Linked DNA regions of Mus musculus: all the other regions are linked to region 3. A link is a loop called in an ENCODE intact Hi-C map of the cell type or tissue named here. Cell type or tissue: gastrocnemius. All regions are shown on one strand. Links, peaks and the distances in the headings refer to the core of each region. The heading gives the core; the rest is flanking DNA. Region 1 holds the start of Rfc5 (replication factor C (activator 1) 5). Region 2 holds the start of Gm52829 (a long non-coding RNA gene). Region 3 has its middle 6.2 kb from the start of Gm52828.

Region 1 (5,568 bases), core at 406-5,405, 81 kb after region 3:
TGAGCAATTGATGTTAACTTTAGTTCTCACCACCTGCAGGCTACTGTGCTTTGAATAAGCCAAAGAAAGAACTCTGGACAGCAAGGGGCTAAGCTTCAGATCCACTGCCTGAGTCAAATGCTTTTCTTCTGATTGTGGGTCTTCTGTATTCAAGTTAGCCTTGAACTCACATAGCCTAAGATGACCGTGAACTTCTGACCTTCCTGCTTCCACCTCCTGCATGCTGGGATTATAGGTGTATAGTCTGTTTATTATGCTAAGGATCAAACCCAGGACCTTGTGCATAGTAGGCGAGCACTCTATCAAATAAGCTACATTCCAGTCCCTCAAATGCTTTTCTTTCAAATACAGCATTTAGGTTTTTGTAACCTAAGGGTATTAAGGTTGTCAGCCAAGGTCCCAAGAGTTCACAGACAGCATGGCTCAGAGCAGTAATCTAAGAAGATCCTGATGAAGAGACATTTTTAAAGGTGTTTGTCGAGCAGTGGTTCTCAACCTGTGGGTTTTGACCCCAAGGGGTGTCGAATGACCTTTTCACGGGTTGCCTAAGACTATCAAAAAAACAGATAACTGTACTACAATTCATAACAGTAGCAAAATTACAGTTGTGAAGTAGTAATGAACATAATTTTATAGTTGGGGGTCACCACATCATAACAAACTGTATTAAAAGGTCGAAACATTAGGAAGATTGAGAACCACTAGCCTAAACTAAAGAGATATGCAGTATTCATTATCACCACGAAATCTTAAGGGGTTCAACAAGAGCTGTGGGCAGGTAGAGCAGGCTGTGTGGGCAGGGTACAACCTCTAAGTTGGCCCCGCAGAAAGTAGAGGCTGCCAGGTGTTAATGCCCTAGCAAGTCTAAGCAGTATCCCCCATTTTGACACCCCCCAACTCCCCCCAAAACACACACAAGATCCCATTGGTCAAACACAGCCAGGACTCAGATGGTCAGGGAATAAAAGAAGGACAAAGGTTAAGTGTCTGGAGGTCTGAGCTGTTGTGGAGTGAGAGTGTCTCCTTCACCTCCAAGACCATGGAGCCAAATTCTTTATCTTTGTACAGTTGCTTGGCACAGGCCAGGATGGTGGATGTCTTTCCTGTCCCTGGAGGGCCATAGAGAAGTAGGTGTGGCAGGCGGTCTTCACTGATGAACTTCTGAACTGAGGGACAGGAAGGGGTGACATGTGTCAGTCTCTGGGTCCTACACAATCACCTTAGGACCTGGTTATGCTAAATCCAGATATGCTTCAGTTTTTCAGTGTCCTAGTCGGAGTAGACAGGGAGGGGAAGTCCTGAAGTCACACCACAGTTTGTCTGTCTGTCTATCTGTCTTCCACACTAGCTATCTTGGGAGGGTCTATTAAGTTGAGAGCAGAAGTTCTCAACCTGTCTCGACACTTTTAGGAGCTACATATCGCACACATACCCTGCCTATCAGACATTTATTTACATTATAATTTGTAACAGTACCAAATTCCATTTATTAAGTAGCAATGAAATAATTTTATGGTGGGGGGGGGTGGTCACCACAACATGGGGAACTGTATTAAAAGGGCCACATCTTTAGGAAGGTTGAGAGCCACTGGTTTAGAGGCACAGCCTCATTGGAGGAGTCAGGTCACCAAACTCGTGCCTTTGAGGGTCATACTGCTTGCTCCCCCACCCCTTTAGCTCTCTACTTCCTGTCCACTTTGGAGCAGAGTGCTCCCACTGCCACGAAGTTGTGCTCACCAAGGGTCTAGAGTCAACAGAGCCAAGCACTGTGAACCAAAACCTCTTCAAAATCAACCATCCCTCTTCTGTGTTGTCTTCTTGGGACATGGGGGGATTGGGAAGGTGCCTCAGTTAAGCCGGGTGCTCTTGCAGAGGATCTGGGTTTGGTTCCTAGCACCTACATAGCAGCTCACAACTGCCTACAGGATCCAGGGTCCTCTTCTGGCCTCTGGAGGAGCCAGGCACACAAGGTGCACACACTTTCATGTGTAAACAAAACACCTAAACAGTAAAACCAAACAGATCTTGAGACAGTTTGGTACACTATGGAGAAGGCGACACATGGCCGGTTCTATAAAGGCTCAGAGCATCCTCTAAGGGTCACCCAGCAGAGACATCGTCATCACGAAATGGACCCAACCCTCCACAAGGACAGCAGCAACAGACAGATACTTACTGGTACTCAGAATGTCCTGGTGAGAAATGAGATCGGCCAGGGTCTGTGGCCGGTACTTCTCAACCCTGAAATAGGATTCACCGTTAAGTTACAATCTATATACTCAAGCCATGTTCTGTTACATGCAAAGAAGCCCCTTCACATCCTAAGCAGCAGAGGAAGAGAAACCCTTCGCGTCTGAACAGAGCACTGGCTCTCACAACCAGGAGTTGTTCTGTCCCCCCAGGGGACATCGGTCAGGCCAGTTATCTGTATTAACTGTGCAATGGGTGTTAGCAGCATCTGTTGAGTAGGAGTCAGGAGGTTGCTAACATCCTCCAGTGGGCAGGACAGCTCCCCCTTGCCCCTCACCAACAGCGCTGAGACTGCGCAAACGGAACTCATACTCAAATACCTATAAGCAAGAGAACGGGCAATCCACTTATGATGTGGCTTTCAAGAGGGAATCGAGTGCTGAACCATGCTACAGAACAGAAAACCCTTGAGTTCGAGAAGCCAGACTCAAAAGGCCACACGGTCTGTGACTCCAGTCCTGAGAATTTAAATACCGTGTGGCCTGAGACAAGTCTTCCTCCTCAGGATAGACCAGAAGAAAAGAAAATGAAAGCATGGCTAGGCTTGCTTCATTTAAAACACCGCTAAGGTGCTGTAGGGCCATTCAGAATGCAGGCGCTGGGGCCCTGGGTGGAAGATCAGGTCCCTGCAAGTTGTCCTCTGACCTCCACCAGGGTGCGCTGCTACGGTCCCTCCCCCGCAAATAAAGAGGGGATAGAGTGCAAGCGCTGAATTCGGACACGAGTTCGAATCCAACCAAGCCTACCCACTCCTCCGTCCTCGGAACCTTTCTAAAGAAACCCAGGATCAATTTATTAGGGTCATCGGAGCGCAGAGGCGATGCTCGAGGACCCCGAGGATGGCTAAGCTGAGCTCAGAGCCCGTTCAGGTATGGAAGCGGAGGAGCGGCTGCGGCGCCAAGGCCGGGAGCGGGGAAGGATCTGCAAAGCTCCTAGGAGGAAGAGCGGGAAGCGGGATGTGGGGCCGCTCCTACCAGGGCAGGTTCCGGGCCCGGGCCGCCGCGGGCCGCTGCTGCGAAGGCGCGGCCGCCGTCATGACTGACAGATGCTGCGGGTCCCTGCCACTGACCCGCCGCACTCGGAGTCCGCGCGCAAACCAACCCTCGCGAGGCTTCGCCTCCGGCTTCCGGCTTCCGTCCCCCGGCCCGCCTCCTCCCCGTTGCTAAGGTGCTGGTTGCTAGGTAACCCTAGGCGCCGGCCTGCAGCGGAGTTACCGCCTGAGTCGGCTGTCTCAGCCTCCTCGCACGAGGTCCAGGGTGACCGCGCGCTGAAGCCAGAGCCACCGCGGGCCTCACCAGGGCCCGATCCTGTCAGTGCAGGGGCAAGCCGCAAGGAGCAGCAAGGTGTGTGGTCAGTGCAACCTCGGTTCCATAACCAGCAACACACACACAGAGACACACGTACATATACAGGTATGCACACAGTTACAAATATACATATACATACATCCCCATTCACATACATATAAACAGATATACGCCTGCACTCACATACACATACAGATACATACACACAAGTATACACAAATACACAGTTAATACGCATACATACATACATACATGCATACATATATACTCACATATACATGTATATCACACACATATATATACACACAGAACATACACATTCAATCATATATACACATAAATACAGTTACATATATACACATACATGCATACATATATTCATATAAATACATACAAACATTTGTGTTTTATACACACAAATGCATTTTCTCCTACAGTAAGAGGATTACAGACCAATTTTATTTATTTATTTGTTTGTTTGTTTATTTATTTATTTGATTAGTTTTGAGACAGGGTTTCTCTCTGTATCTTTGGCTATCCTGAAGCTCACTCTGTAGGCCAGGTTAGCCTCAAACCCAGAGATCCACCTGCCTCTACCTCCCAAGTGCAGGGATTAATTAAATGTGAGCTTCACCGTTTGCCTGGTGACCAATTTTATTTTCATCTTTAGCTTTTACTTTGAGCCAGGTATGCCTTTAATTCGAGTACTTGGGAGGCAGAAGCAGATGGATCTCTGTGAGTTCAAGGTCTACAGAGTGGCCTCTAGGACAGCTAGGGCTACATAGTGAGACCCTGTCTTAAAAACTCGAAAGAAAACTAACTTTAATTAATTTGTGTGTGCCTCGCTGCACATGTGGAGGCCATGTGCATCAATTTTCAAGAGTTGGTCTTCTTTCTTATGCAGACGTCCTGGGAATCGAACTTAGCTGTCAAGCTTGGCCGTTTGAATCGCAAGATCATCCTTGACTGCATATCCAGCTCATGGCCAGCCTGGTGGTGTACTTAACTACCTTTGGAGTCAAGCAGCTGCCATCTGGGGGAGTTCAGCTGTGTCCACTTACAAAAGAATTACCTTAGCTGGACTTTTTGACCGTTTACATCCCCTCACGGAAGACCCTCACCTGAGTATCCACTGGCTCCCTATAATTTATTGTGTGCAACTCTGCCTTAATTGCACATGGCTTGCCTGGAGGGCAGGGGTGGGGGGAGGAGACTAGAGTACTCAGATTAAGAAAGACTAGGAGAGAGGTCTTTATCTAAGCAGCTATGGGAAAACCCTTACCCTGTTGGCCAAATCTTTTTTTTTTTTTTTTTCTCTAGGCTGGCCTCGAACTCAGAGATCTGCCTGCCTCTGCCTCCCAAGTGCTGGGATCAAAGGCGTGTGCCACCACTGCCCAGCTGCTGTCCACTGGCCAAATCTTTTCTGGTACCATCCCATCTCTGGAGGAAGGAGAACCCACTCTCCTGTAGGTACTCCTCACCTATGCTCTGTAAGGAAGCCCAATAAATTCATTGGTTCCCCCAAATGAAGTATGGCAGTAGACTCATGCCCCGGTTTGTCACTGGAATCTTAGGTGGAGGGGTAGACATCATTTATGCCCCCTCCCATGGAATGCTATCAGCACACAAGGGATTTTTATCAACACTGCAATAAAGGAGACCCTGTCTCAATCAAAACAGAACACATCACAGAAGAAGGAGATCAGATGGCACTCCAAGGATGACAGTACCCCGCCTCTCTGCTTCCTCTGTAGGCCAACTTGAGTGAATACTGGTTCTTTAGATCACTAACATGCCATGCTCCTGACTTGGCTCAGGGGTGATTTTGATGATAACTTCTCTCTGTGGCAAGCACAGGATACAGTGCCACAGTGCACTACACTGATAACAGGGATGGCTGTGAGGGATCAACACAGCCACATAGCTAACACATTGGGGACATGCCACACTCCCTCCCTCCTGCCACTCTCTGCTCACCTTTTCTTTCTCTCATATATATATATTTTTTCCA
Region 2 (5,568 bases), core at 215-5,214, 100 kb after region 3:
TGTACCTCCTTCCTCACACCCTGCTGCGGCTGCCTTGACTGTGTTTGTCTGTCTTCCAGCATCTAAGTGACCTGAGAAAAAGAAACCTGAGGAAAGGGCCCATATCAGCCTGGCTAAACCGTCAACTGGCCTTGCTCACATCCTGAGAACAAACTATCCCAAAAGGGACCCCATTATAGAAGGCAGAGCTCAGAGTTCTGGGTTAGAAAGAAAGGTATTCGGCTGTTGTTGAACTTTTTTTTACGTGATCACCTTTACACTGCTTTGGTTTGTCCTTTGCAACAGAAAAAAATTATTATATTAAAAGATATATATATATATATACATATATATATTAAAATATCTATCTATCTATATCTATATATTTGAGAGTACACTGTAGCTGTCTTCAGACACACCAGAAGAGGGCATCCAATCCCATTACAGATGCTTGTGAGCCACCATGTGCTTGCTGGGAATTGAACTCAGGACCTCTGGAAGAGCAGTCAGTGTTCTTAACCGCTGTGCCATCTCTCCAGTCCCCCACCCCTCAAATTAATATTTATACCCTACATCCAAAGTGTCACCACTGGCCCAAACCATAAACTTAACTTCTGCCTTCCTCCTGATTGTTGGTTATTAGGAAGTAACAGGGGCAGGCTTGTAATCTGGGGGGGTACAGATTTGTTGGGGAATAACCTGGAAACTGGTGCTAGATGCAGGCTTTGTTGAGGGATCCCTGGGAAAGAAAAAAAGAAGAGAAAGGGAAATGGTTTGATTCAAGAAAAGTCATTCGAAGTGGAGAGGAAGCAATCAGGTCCTGGTGTTAGACTTGTTTAGGGGATAACCTGGAAACTGGTGCTAGGTAGTAGCCTGTGTTTAGCCTTAAATCGGGGTCTTTAAGACGGAATCTGAACCCAAGGTCTCTTACTTGCAGAAAAAATACGGTATTAATAAATGAAAATCTCAGTGCCAGGAGTTGGCTATGGTATCCCAGAGAAACCCCCTGCATGTCAACAATACAGGTTGTGGCCATTGTTCTCAGTTGTCCCCCAAAACTAGATGGCAAGACTCTATTGCTGATGTCATTGTACATGTTGGGGGCAGAACACAGAGATACCAAGCTAGACCTGGATAGGAAGCTTCCTCTCTGCCTGCTAGCTTTGACAGTGTTGATACGTGTGGTGCAGGTCTGTCAGGAAGAGAAGCCATCATGAGTCTTATACCCAGCTGTAAATCCTCACGGTTCTGGTGTAATAGTGTCATCATCTGTTATGTAGGTAAGGAATTATACCTGAACCCAGTCAAATGGCCATGGCTGGGCAGGTTGTAAGCCCTAGGACAGAATCTATTACTGTTGTTTTGCTAAATGAACATGCCACAAAACCAACTTCTAAGTCTTGAAGGTTTGGGTTTTTTTGTTTTTGTTTTTTTGTCTTTTGTTTTTTTATTTTTTGTTTTGGTTTTTCCAGACAGGGTTTTTTTTTGTGTAGCCCTGGCTGTCCTGGAACTCACTCTGTAGACCAGGCTGGCCTTGAACTCAAAATTCCGCCTGCCTCTGCCTCCCAAGTGCTGGGATTAAAGGCATGCACCACCACTGTCTGGCTAAATCTTGATGTTTTATAGAGAGTAATGCTACCTGTCTTAGTCAGGGTTTCTATTCTTGCACAAACATCATGACCAAGAAGCACTTGGGGTGGAAAGGGTTTATTCAGCTTACTCTTACTCTTTGATGATGCTGTTCATCACCAAAGAAAGTCAGGACTGGAACTCAAACAGGTCAGAAAGCAGGAGCTGATGAAGAGGCCATGGAGGGATGTTCTTTACTGGCTTGCTCAGCCTGCTCTCTTATAGAACCCAAGACTGCCAGCCCAGGGATGGTCCCACCCACAAGGGGCCTTTCCCGTTTGATCACTAATTGAGAAAATACTCCACAGCTGGATCTCATGGAGGTATTTCCCCAACTGAAGTTCCTTTCTCTGTGATAACCCCAGCAGTGTCAAGTTGACACAAAACTAGCCAGTAGAGGCAGGTGGATTTCTGAGTTTGAGGCCAGCCTGGTCTACAGAGTGAGTTCCAGGACAGCCAGGGCTACACAGAGAAACTCTGTCTCTAAAAAACAAAACATAAAAGACTGGACCCCATCCCACCTCCCCACCCCAGAGGCTATTGACATATGTTACTAGGGAAGAAGGATATTTTATAAAACAATGTAGCAACTGGTAAGTTGTGTTTGCTCCAGTATATACCTCAACCACCATGCTCAAGCAAACAGCCCTAATCAAATGGTGTAGGTTACACATCAAAAGATATGGGAGTAGAAGGAAAAACTATTGAGAGAAGAAAGGGTTTAGTGAGAGGGAAATTAAGATAAAAGACATTCATGGATGGGTGATGGTGATCAAATACATGCATGTCTAAAATTATCAAGGAATGAATAAATTAAAAAACAAAACCTTTGGGCCCCGGCAGAGATATGGCCCAGCAGTTAAGAAGAGCACTGGCTGCTTTTCAAAGAATCAAGGTTCAATGTCCAGCACCCACCTGGCAGCTCACAACTCTTTCTCATCCATTTTATGGAATCTAGCGCCCTCTTGTTGTGTCTGTGAGCACTGCATGCACATAATGCAAATGGACAGGAAGGTGGGGGGGGGGGCTTGTGTTGCTGATATGGCTTGATAGTAACTTTCAGTGAAGTCTAAACACTGTGTGTCTTTGGGGGTTTGGAGGGTGGCTCTTCTGTCCGAGAGCTGTAACTGGAAACTCACGGCATACCGCAGAGTCTTTAACTTGGAAAACCAGCATAAATCACTGGGTCAAATGGCCCATTCCCACAAGTCCAGATGATCCTGACATGGATAGAGTGATCCACATGTAGGAGAAATGAAGACTCAGAAACAAAAGGTTCCAAAAGGAGAATGCCAGAAAAATAGTTTTCCTCGATGTCAGAGAAACCTACAATATTAAAGAGAGGAACATTTTGTTGGCACTTATCAAAGCTATTTTTAAAGTCATTTATATTTGTTGGTTCAGTGAGTTAGAACAGAATCACAATCCCGTGCAGCTGGGAGATATCTGGTATCTACAAGACTGCTGCTCCTAGCTTCTCTTCTATCTCAAAAAATTGGTAGGAAGACGAAGAAAAAAGAGAGATGAAAAGAGACAGCCTGGGAAGACAAGGAAGGCATATAGGAAGTCAAGAGAGGCTGGAGATTCGGCTCAGTCAGAAGTGTTTGCTTAGTGTTCACAGAGGTCTGGGCTCCATCCCCAGCACCGCATAAATGACCCATGGTGACACATGCCTGCCATCCTAGTCCTTGGGAAGTAGAGGCAGGAGAATCAGCAGTTCAAGGTCACTCTTGGCTGCACAGCATCTTTAAGAAGTCAGTGTTGGTTGTGTGCATCTCCAGGCAGATGGCCTCTTTGCCCCCTGATCTATCATTCTCCAATCGGTGAGCCCAAGGCGATTTGGGAAACCTCAAGGGCAGCGCACTGCCAGTCAAGCAGGGTACAGAGTGTCTCTTTTCTGGTGTCCTGGAGTTTCGGCTCAAAGGTGATGGGAGAGGGTGTAATTCCTCCTCTGGGAAGAGGTGGCCAGACTTGTCCCTTGACCATCTGTAACTATCAACCTCCAGCCTACACTCGATAAGGTCAAGATCTTATCTAGAAGTTTCTCTGACAGGCCTATCCTGTTCCCCAGGGGCCGGGTGACGCTCTCAAAGCATGCTTGGTCTTGAGCCATCCTGAAAAGGCTCAGCCAAGAGGACAGCAAGGGGTTCTGGGAGCTGTCGGGTGCTTCCAAGAATGGAAACAGGTGTGGGAGGTCATCACTGTCCCTGATAGGGTGCCCAGATCTCTAGGTCCCTAAAGATTCCCTGTGTACCTTTGGATCAGTAGTTAGACTCAGCGAGGCAGCTGACATTCTGGGCCTGTCAGTTCTCTGTGAGGATGGTCCTGCAGGTGGTGGGGAGCAGGCAGGGAAGGAGAGATCCACCCTCCCCTGGAGCTCACTGCAAACTCCTGAACCATCTGGGAGTTACACCTCAGCACTGGGAGGGTAGAGGGAGCAGAGTCCTAAGTTCCAAGTTATCATCTGCTATATAGCAAGTTCAAGGTAATGGAGACACTGGGGAGGGAGAGAGGCAGAAAAGGGAGGAGAGAAGGAGGGAGAGAGGCAGAGAGGGAGAGAGATAAAGGGAGAAAGGGAGGGAGGGAGAGAGAGGGAGAGGGAGGGAGCAGAGGGAGTAAGGGAGAGAGGCATAGAGGGAGAGAAGCAGAGAGACAGGGAGGGAGAGAGAGAGGGAGAGAGGGAAAGAGGAGGGTGAGGGAGTAAGGAAGGGAAGGAGAGGAAGAAGGGGAAGGAGAGAGAGGGAAAGGGAGGTAGAGGGAGGAAGGGGAAGGAGAGGGAGGGAGAGAGAGGGAGGAAGGGGAAGGAGGAAGGAGGGAGATGGAGATCTTTAGTGCATCTACCCCCTTCCTTCTGGTTGTTAGAACTGCTTGAGCAGACCAAGGCATGATTAGAAAGAGTTCAGGATGACACCTTGGGCTGTGGGGTCAGGGATGAGCCCCGAAGCAACTATAAGGGACACCTGTGAATTTGACACCAAACCCCTCAGCATGGGCATCCCAATGCATGTAGGAATGGGGTGGGGGTGGGGGCTGAAAGCAGGTGTGCCATCTGCCCTGCTGCGGTCAGATTCTTCTCCGCTGTCTACTTTACATTAAAAGCCTCATGTGCCGTGACTAATGGCAGAGTCAGCTCACATTGTATGTGATTGCTAGAAAGGTTCTGAAAGAGTACTTTAGGGCCTGTCCTATGGGTAAAGGTGCTCGCTGCCAAGCCTGAGGACCTGAGTTCGATCCCAGGGACCCACATGATAGAAGGAGAGGTTTGATTCCTGAAAGATGTCAACTCTGTCTTACACACACACACACACACACACACACACACACACACACACACACACAGCCCATATGTGCAGCCCATTGTGTGCGCACACACAATACATACATGTAATACAGAGTAATAAAAACGTAAAAGTCAATTATATAAAAAAATAATATTTCTCCTATAGAAAGGTACTACCCACAATGTGGACTGTTTCCAAGTAGGACAAAGATGCACTCGCTGTTACCCTGCAAACTGATGAGTCCCGGTCATTTTCACCATCTAAACTTCAGCAGAAGCATTGGTGATGACAACCAGAGAAGCCATTTTGGAACAGTATCAAACCTACCCCTCCCCATCAGTACTGACTACTGCTAAACTCTCTTAGAGATCAGTGGAAGACACGGGAACCGGAGTGGTCACATTTCAGGATTCTGAAGACAGAAGAATTACGAGGGGGTGAGCTGATATGGGTGCGATGAAGGGTGGGGTAGGGCGGAGACACCAGAAGAGCCTTTGTTCATCTCCTCAGTCCATGGGGACAAAACAAGGGGCTCTGGGGAGGCTGATTGCCGAGGGAAGGACAGAAAACGAATCTGAGACCAGCATTTTCTAGCTTGGGATAACTGGCAGATTTGAATGCACCACAGAGCCAGAGGATAAGAAGCCATGTAGAAAGTTCCAGAAGAACAAGAAAGTTT
Region 3 (5,568 bases), core at 358-5,357:
AAAAATAAATTAATAAACTAACCAATTAACTAGCTACTAAATAAATAAATGTAAAGAAAATTAAATGCTCTCTCAAGCATTTGGTCCTAGCAATAAAAACCTAACACACTTTCACATCCTTAGGAAGTAATTAATTAAAATGAGGAGGTATTTTTAAGAAAGATTCCCCAAAATCAGGGATTGGGGGTGAATGTTTTCTATTCCCCACAGCTGACACTGTGCAAAAGTGACTTTCCAGTATTTAAGGACAGGAGGGCCTTCCAGGAGTTCTGAACAATGGATCAAGGACCGTGGGATAGATACATTTTAGACTATCAGAGCCTGGACTGTGTGTGGTTCTTGGCTTTTCCCACGAGCTGTGACCTTGAAAGAGGCATTGAGTAAGTCTTGGCCTTCCCTGAATTCTCTGGACCACAGTGGCTATTGGCTGAACGGAAATCTCTAAAATTCTTCTGAGTTTTATGCATCTTGGCTGGATCTTTATCAGATGGCTTTGGTGGAGGGATCCGAAGTCCACTCAGGGCTGAGAGCGCCACCTGGTGACCAAGTTTGTAAGTAAGCTCGTCTCTTGGTTCTAGATTCAGAAAGCATGGACAATTTTTCTTACTTTTATCTCTGGTCCTCTCTTCCCCTTGTCTGATGGCTAGTCTTGGCGGTTAAGGTCACACAGCTCAAACCTGAGGAGGGAATTTCGACTGAGGAACTGCCTCCATCCTACGGCACCTGGGCACATTATGGTGCGTTTTCTTGATTAACTGAGGTCGCAAGGCCGAGTCCACTGTGGGCGGTGCTATCCCTAGGCCATGGGCCTAGGCAAAGCTAATACGCAGGCAACAGAGTTCCTTGGCCTTCTGCTTTAGTTTCCTTCCTTGGCTTCTCTCAATGATGGCCATCAAAGCATAAGCTGGAAAAAATCCATTCCGCCTCCATTTGTGACGTCATAATGGTCACCATAGCAACCAAAGAAAACTAGAACACTTTCCTTTTTGTGTGTTGTTTTTGTTTTGAAAGTGGTTAATTAGCTTGTATTGCCCTGAAATTCCTGATCCTCCTGCCTCAACCTCCCAAGAGCTGGGGGGCAGGGAGGGGGGAGGGTCGTATGATGTAACATGTCCCACTGAAACACATTTATAATTCCAGTTTAGACCTGCAAGGACTGGTTTTTGTTTCTTTGTTGTTTCCGGTGTGTTTTTTAAGCTCCTTGAAATAATTGTTGTAAGTATATCTTTTTGTTGTTGTTGTTTTTTTACTTTTTAAACAACCTTATTATGTGTGTGTCTGAAGGGGGCGCAGTCTGACCTTCTGAAGCTGGAGTTACAGGCGATAAGGAGTTACAGGCAGTTCTGAGCTGCCGGATGTGAATACAGAGAACCAAACTCCAGTCCTCTGGAAGAGCATCACCTGCTCTTAACCAGGGAAACCTGTCTTGCCAGGTGAATTTATTTTATCACAGTCTTACAAATGCTATTAAGGTGCAACCGGTATGTAGCTCTTTAGAAATTGTTAATTTGTTTTCTGATGGTTTTGCTTGTTTGTTTATTTGTTTCATTTTTTTTCCCACATGGTTTCTCAGTGTAGTTCTGGCTGGCCTGGAGCTCACTCTGTAGACCTTGAATTTAGGGTTTCACTTATCTTTGCTTCCTGAGTGGCATGGATTTTAAAGGCATGTGACACCAAACGTAACCTTTAAATTGTTATTTTGAAACGGCCTTGCAATGTAGCACAGGCTGGCCTCAAATTTGGACTCCTCCTGCTTCAGTCTCCTCCTGCCTTGGCCTCCTGAGAATCTGGAGTTACAGGGGTCACCAGCACTCCAGCCCTGATAGCTTTGACAAGTTAAATACAAGAAAGAAAGAAAGAAAGAAAGAAAGAAAGAAAGAAAGAAAGAGAGAGAGAGAGAGAGAGAGAGAGAGAGAGAGAGAAAGAGAGAAAGAGAGAAAGAGAGAGAAAGAAAGAGGAACAGAGGAAGAGAAAGAAAGAAAGGGAAGGAAAGAAAAGAAAAGAAGGAAAGGAAGAAAGAGAAAAAGGAGGGAGAGAGGGAGGAAAGGAGGGGGAGGAGAGGGAGGGGAGGGGGAGGAGGGAGGGTAGAGGGTGGGCAGTCAATACCAGAATGCTAAGCACAAGATACCAGAGAGTAAGACTGTTTCTGGGAATGGGAGACCCAACAGTAACAAGCAACAAGATGTGGTTCCGTTTCTTTGTGCACAGTGTTTATATCTTTTCAATAGTTAACCAAAGATCTATAAGACACAATAAGATGAGTGCCTGAGCTGAAGAGGTGGTTCAGCAGTTAAGAGCATTGTCTGTTCTTCTAGAGGTCCTGAGTTCAATTGCCAGCACCCATGTGGTGTCCCACAACCATCTGTAATGTTATCTGATGCCCTCTTCTGGCATGCAGGTGTACATGCAGATAAGCACTCATTTACATAAAAATAAATCTGAAAAAGGAAGGAAGAAAGAAAGAAAGAGAGGGAGGGAAGAGAAAGAGAGAGGGGAAGGAAGAAAGGAAAGAAGGGAGAGAGAAGAGAAAGAGAAGAAGAAAAAAAAAAACCCGAACAATCAAAAAACAGCCCTGCCAGATGGCTCAGCAATTAAAAGCTTGTACTGGTTCCCAGCCCCTCAACTCCCTGTAACTACCAGCTCAGAGGGATCAGACCACAGACCACACCTCTGGACTCTGTAGGCACTTATACACACACACACACACACACCACTTAAATATTAAAAAAAAAAAATTAAACAAAACCAAACTAAAAATTCGTTATTCGTTGGGGAAATACAGGACCCCAGCGATTTTGTTTTATAAACAGATGTGAGGCTGTGACAGCTTGGGAGTTTATTTCCCCTCTCTGTGCTTTCGTTTCTTCACCTGTAAAATGGGGATCAAATGAGTGGCATTTAAGATAGGTGCCGTTGTGCCCAGTAAAAGAAAATTCTACCTTCTTGCCCCTGTCGGTTTCTCTGTTACTGTAACAGAAGACACCACGGCTTATAATGTAGAAGAAGCACATTTGGCTCACAGTACTGATGCTTGACCAGTCCATGAGCATGGGTCAGCTTCCAGAGGTTTCCATTTCCTATCACACCTCTCAAAGCTGGAGGTGGAGGGAAGGGGGAGAGGAGGGCTGGGGCTGGGGCTCAGCCACTAGAGGGCGCTGCCTGACACTGCAGGAACTGCATCTGGAGCTGCAGCCATTCCAGCACAGAAGGGAGTAAGAAGATCGGAAGTTCAACGTCACCCCTACTATATAGCCAGTTCAAGCCAGCTTGAGACATATGCCCGGCAGGAAACAGGACGAATAGAGTGGGAAGGAACGCGTGCACACAGGAATAGACTCACCTCGTATCAACCTAGCCTCAAGCTGACTAACTCTACCTAGACTCTGATTAATCTAGTGACATAAGCCCCTCCTACTAAAACAACACCGGAGCCGGGCGAGGAGGCACTCGGGAGGCAGAGGCAGGCAGATTTGTGAGTTCGAGGCCAGCCTGGTCTACAAAGTGAGCAGACAGCCAGGGCTAAACAGAGAAACCCTGTCTCGAAAAACCAAAAAACCAAAAAACAAACAAACGGGAATAAAGGCTTCAGGGAACTTGGGAAGATACACCCAAACTCTAGCGTGTGCTATGAGGGATGTGGGAGCTGGGGCTAACATCAGGACGCTTCCTCTGTAGGTTCCAACTTTGTGCACCGTCACTCCCCTGAAAACAGGGTTTGCTGTTAAGAGGCTGGTCCGGTCAGCCAGATAGCTTATGGGGTTCCTAAAATCACATAAAAAAATGAATGAAAATATGAGAGTAGTATTTTTTTTAGTAATTTTTATTCTATGTACACTGGTGTTTTGACTGCACGTATATCTGTGTCAGAGGGTTAGATCCCTGAACCGGTGCTGGGAATTGAACCTGGGACCTCTGGAAGGACAGCCGGTGTTCTTAACTGTTAAGCCATCTCTCCATACACACTTTTGTTTTGGTTTTGGTGTTTTTGGTTTTTGAAGACAGGGTTTCTCTGTGTAGCCCTGGATGTCCTGGAATTCACTCTGTAGACCAGGCTGGCCTTGAACTCAGAAATCTGCCTGCCTCTGCCTCCCAAGTGCTGGGACTAAAGGCATGCGCCACCACTGCCCAGCTAATCCACCTCTTTTTTTTTGGTTTTTCGAGACAGGGTTTCTCTGTATAGCCCTAGCTCTCCTAGAACTCACTTTGTAGACCAGGCTGGCCTGGAACTCAGAAATTTGCCTGCCTCTGCCTCCGGAGTGTTGGGATTAAAGGCATGCGCCACCACGTCCGGCTAATCCACCTCTTTTAAGATTTATTTTTATGTGCATAAGAGTTTTGCTTGGTGTACATCTATGAAGGCGTCAGATGCCCTCAAACTGGAGTTATAGAGTGTGGGGAATTGAACCCTCAGCCTCTGGAAGATCAGGCAGTGCTCTTAACCACTGAGCCAACTCTCTAGCCCCAAGCATAATATGATTTTTGTTTGTCTGGTCTGGGTTTGTTTTTAGATTTCTCTGTGTGTGGTTTTGTTTTTGTTTATTTATAAGACAGGGGTCTCAGTGTAATTCTAGTTGACCTAGAACTCATTCTGTAGACCAGGCTGGTCTAGTCTAGAACTCACAGAGATCCTCCTGCCTCTGCCTCCTAAGTGTTCATATTAAATTATCTTTTAAAAGATTTTTGTCAATGTAAATGAAGAAAATACCTAATTAAAAAAAAAAATGTTGTCACCGGGCATGGTGGCGCACGCCCAGTCCTCTGTGGTTCTGGAGAACTGCTGTAGCCAGGCAATCGGTTTGATTTCAGAGTGAGTATGTATTGTTGAACTAAGGTCTTGTCCCCTTTGATCTGACTGGGATAGCTGTGTTGTACCTGTTGGAGGCATAGCAAGGCCATGCGCTACTGTAGGGTCAGCTCCATGGGGGGTGGGAGTGGGGCTAACATGGAATCTTTTCTTTGGGTGTGAGGGAGAAGTTTAGAAATTAAAAGGCAGGATAAAATGTGAGTATGTGGATAATTAGGAGGAAAGAACTGATCCAGTTCAGGAGCCGGAGTGGGAGGGGACTAAAGCCAGAGTCAGAGTGGGAGGGACTAAATGCCAGTACACAGGAGGAGGCTTGTGGTTGAATTTTTTTCTGGTTCCTATGATTTGGGGCCCCATCGCAAACCAGTTAGGATTTGTTGGTGTGGAAGCAGCATCTTTGGAGGAGAAGCGCACAGATCCCATCCTTCGCAGTACTCAGATCTACTTGTGGAGCTCTGTGGCAGCTGGAGACTGGACCTGGTCCTGAAAGCTGTTAAGCTGATCGCAAAATTCTCTTAAGGCTTTTGAGAGCTACTGAGACAGAGGGGCTGCCTCTCTGCTAACGGTTTATAGATCTGAGTCCCGAAACAACGTCCAGAGTGGTTCAAAGAGGGACGTTGGATGGAGTTAGATTCTCCACGTCAGAGGTCACTCAAACCGCTTTTGGGAGATTTAGGGTGCAGATTTCTCTTCAAAGTGTCAAAAGGGGACGCTAGAGAAAGAGCAGCAGTTAAGAGTACCTCAGAGGAGGGGCCATCCCCTGG

The links. Hi-C counts contacts between places; a loop is a spot of excess contacts. Peaks named below come from ENCODE experiments on the same cell type or tissue, not always from the same donor. Only the 100,000 strongest peaks of a DNase experiment are listed, where the experiment ranks them.
Region 1: it touches region 3 in a loop (2.5-fold over the local background); 8 of 42 quality-filtered maps call a loop at or near these places.
Region 2: it touches region 3 in a loop (3-fold over the local background); 22 of 42 quality-filtered maps call a loop at or near these places.

What each region holds. Positions count from the first base shown.
Region 1 is chr5:117,385,693-117,391,260 of GRCm38, forward strand. It overlaps Rfc5 (replication factor C (activator 1) 5), which reads right to left and starts at 3,331. Exons shown (of 11, transcript NM_028128.1): 1 at 3,225-3,331; 2 at 2,177-2,241; 3 at 1,030-1,166. The coding sequence starts at 3,286. Gm15728 (predicted gene 15728) reads left to right here and starts at 3,430. Exons shown (of 2, transcript NR_166496.1): 1 at 3,430-3,593; 2 at 4,462-5,568. In gastrocnemius, for the core only: a CTCF peak has its summit at 2,897; DNase peaks (open chromatin) are centred at 2,961 and 3,382; H3K4me3 peaks cover 1,323 bases; H3K27ac peaks cover 1,001 bases.
Region 2 is chr5:117,405,862-117,411,429 of GRCm38, forward strand. Gm52829 (a long non-coding RNA gene) reads left to right here and starts at 4,065. Exons shown (of 3, transcript XR_003955989.1): 1 at 4,065-4,093; 2 at 5,256-5,326. In gastrocnemius, for the core only: a CTCF peak has its summit at 2,567; a DNase peak (open chromatin) is centred at 2,573.
Region 3 is chr5:117,304,652-117,310,219 of GRCm38, forward strand. No RefSeq gene overlaps it. Among named protein-coding and RNA genes, the nearest start is that of Gm52828, 6.2 kb to the right of the region's middle. In gastrocnemius, for the core only: CTCF peaks have their summits at 538 (motif pointing left), 2,395 (motif pointing left) and 3,164 (motif pointing right); DNase peaks (open chromatin) are centred at 540 and 3,154; H3K4me3 peaks cover 404 bases; H3K27ac peaks cover 39 bases.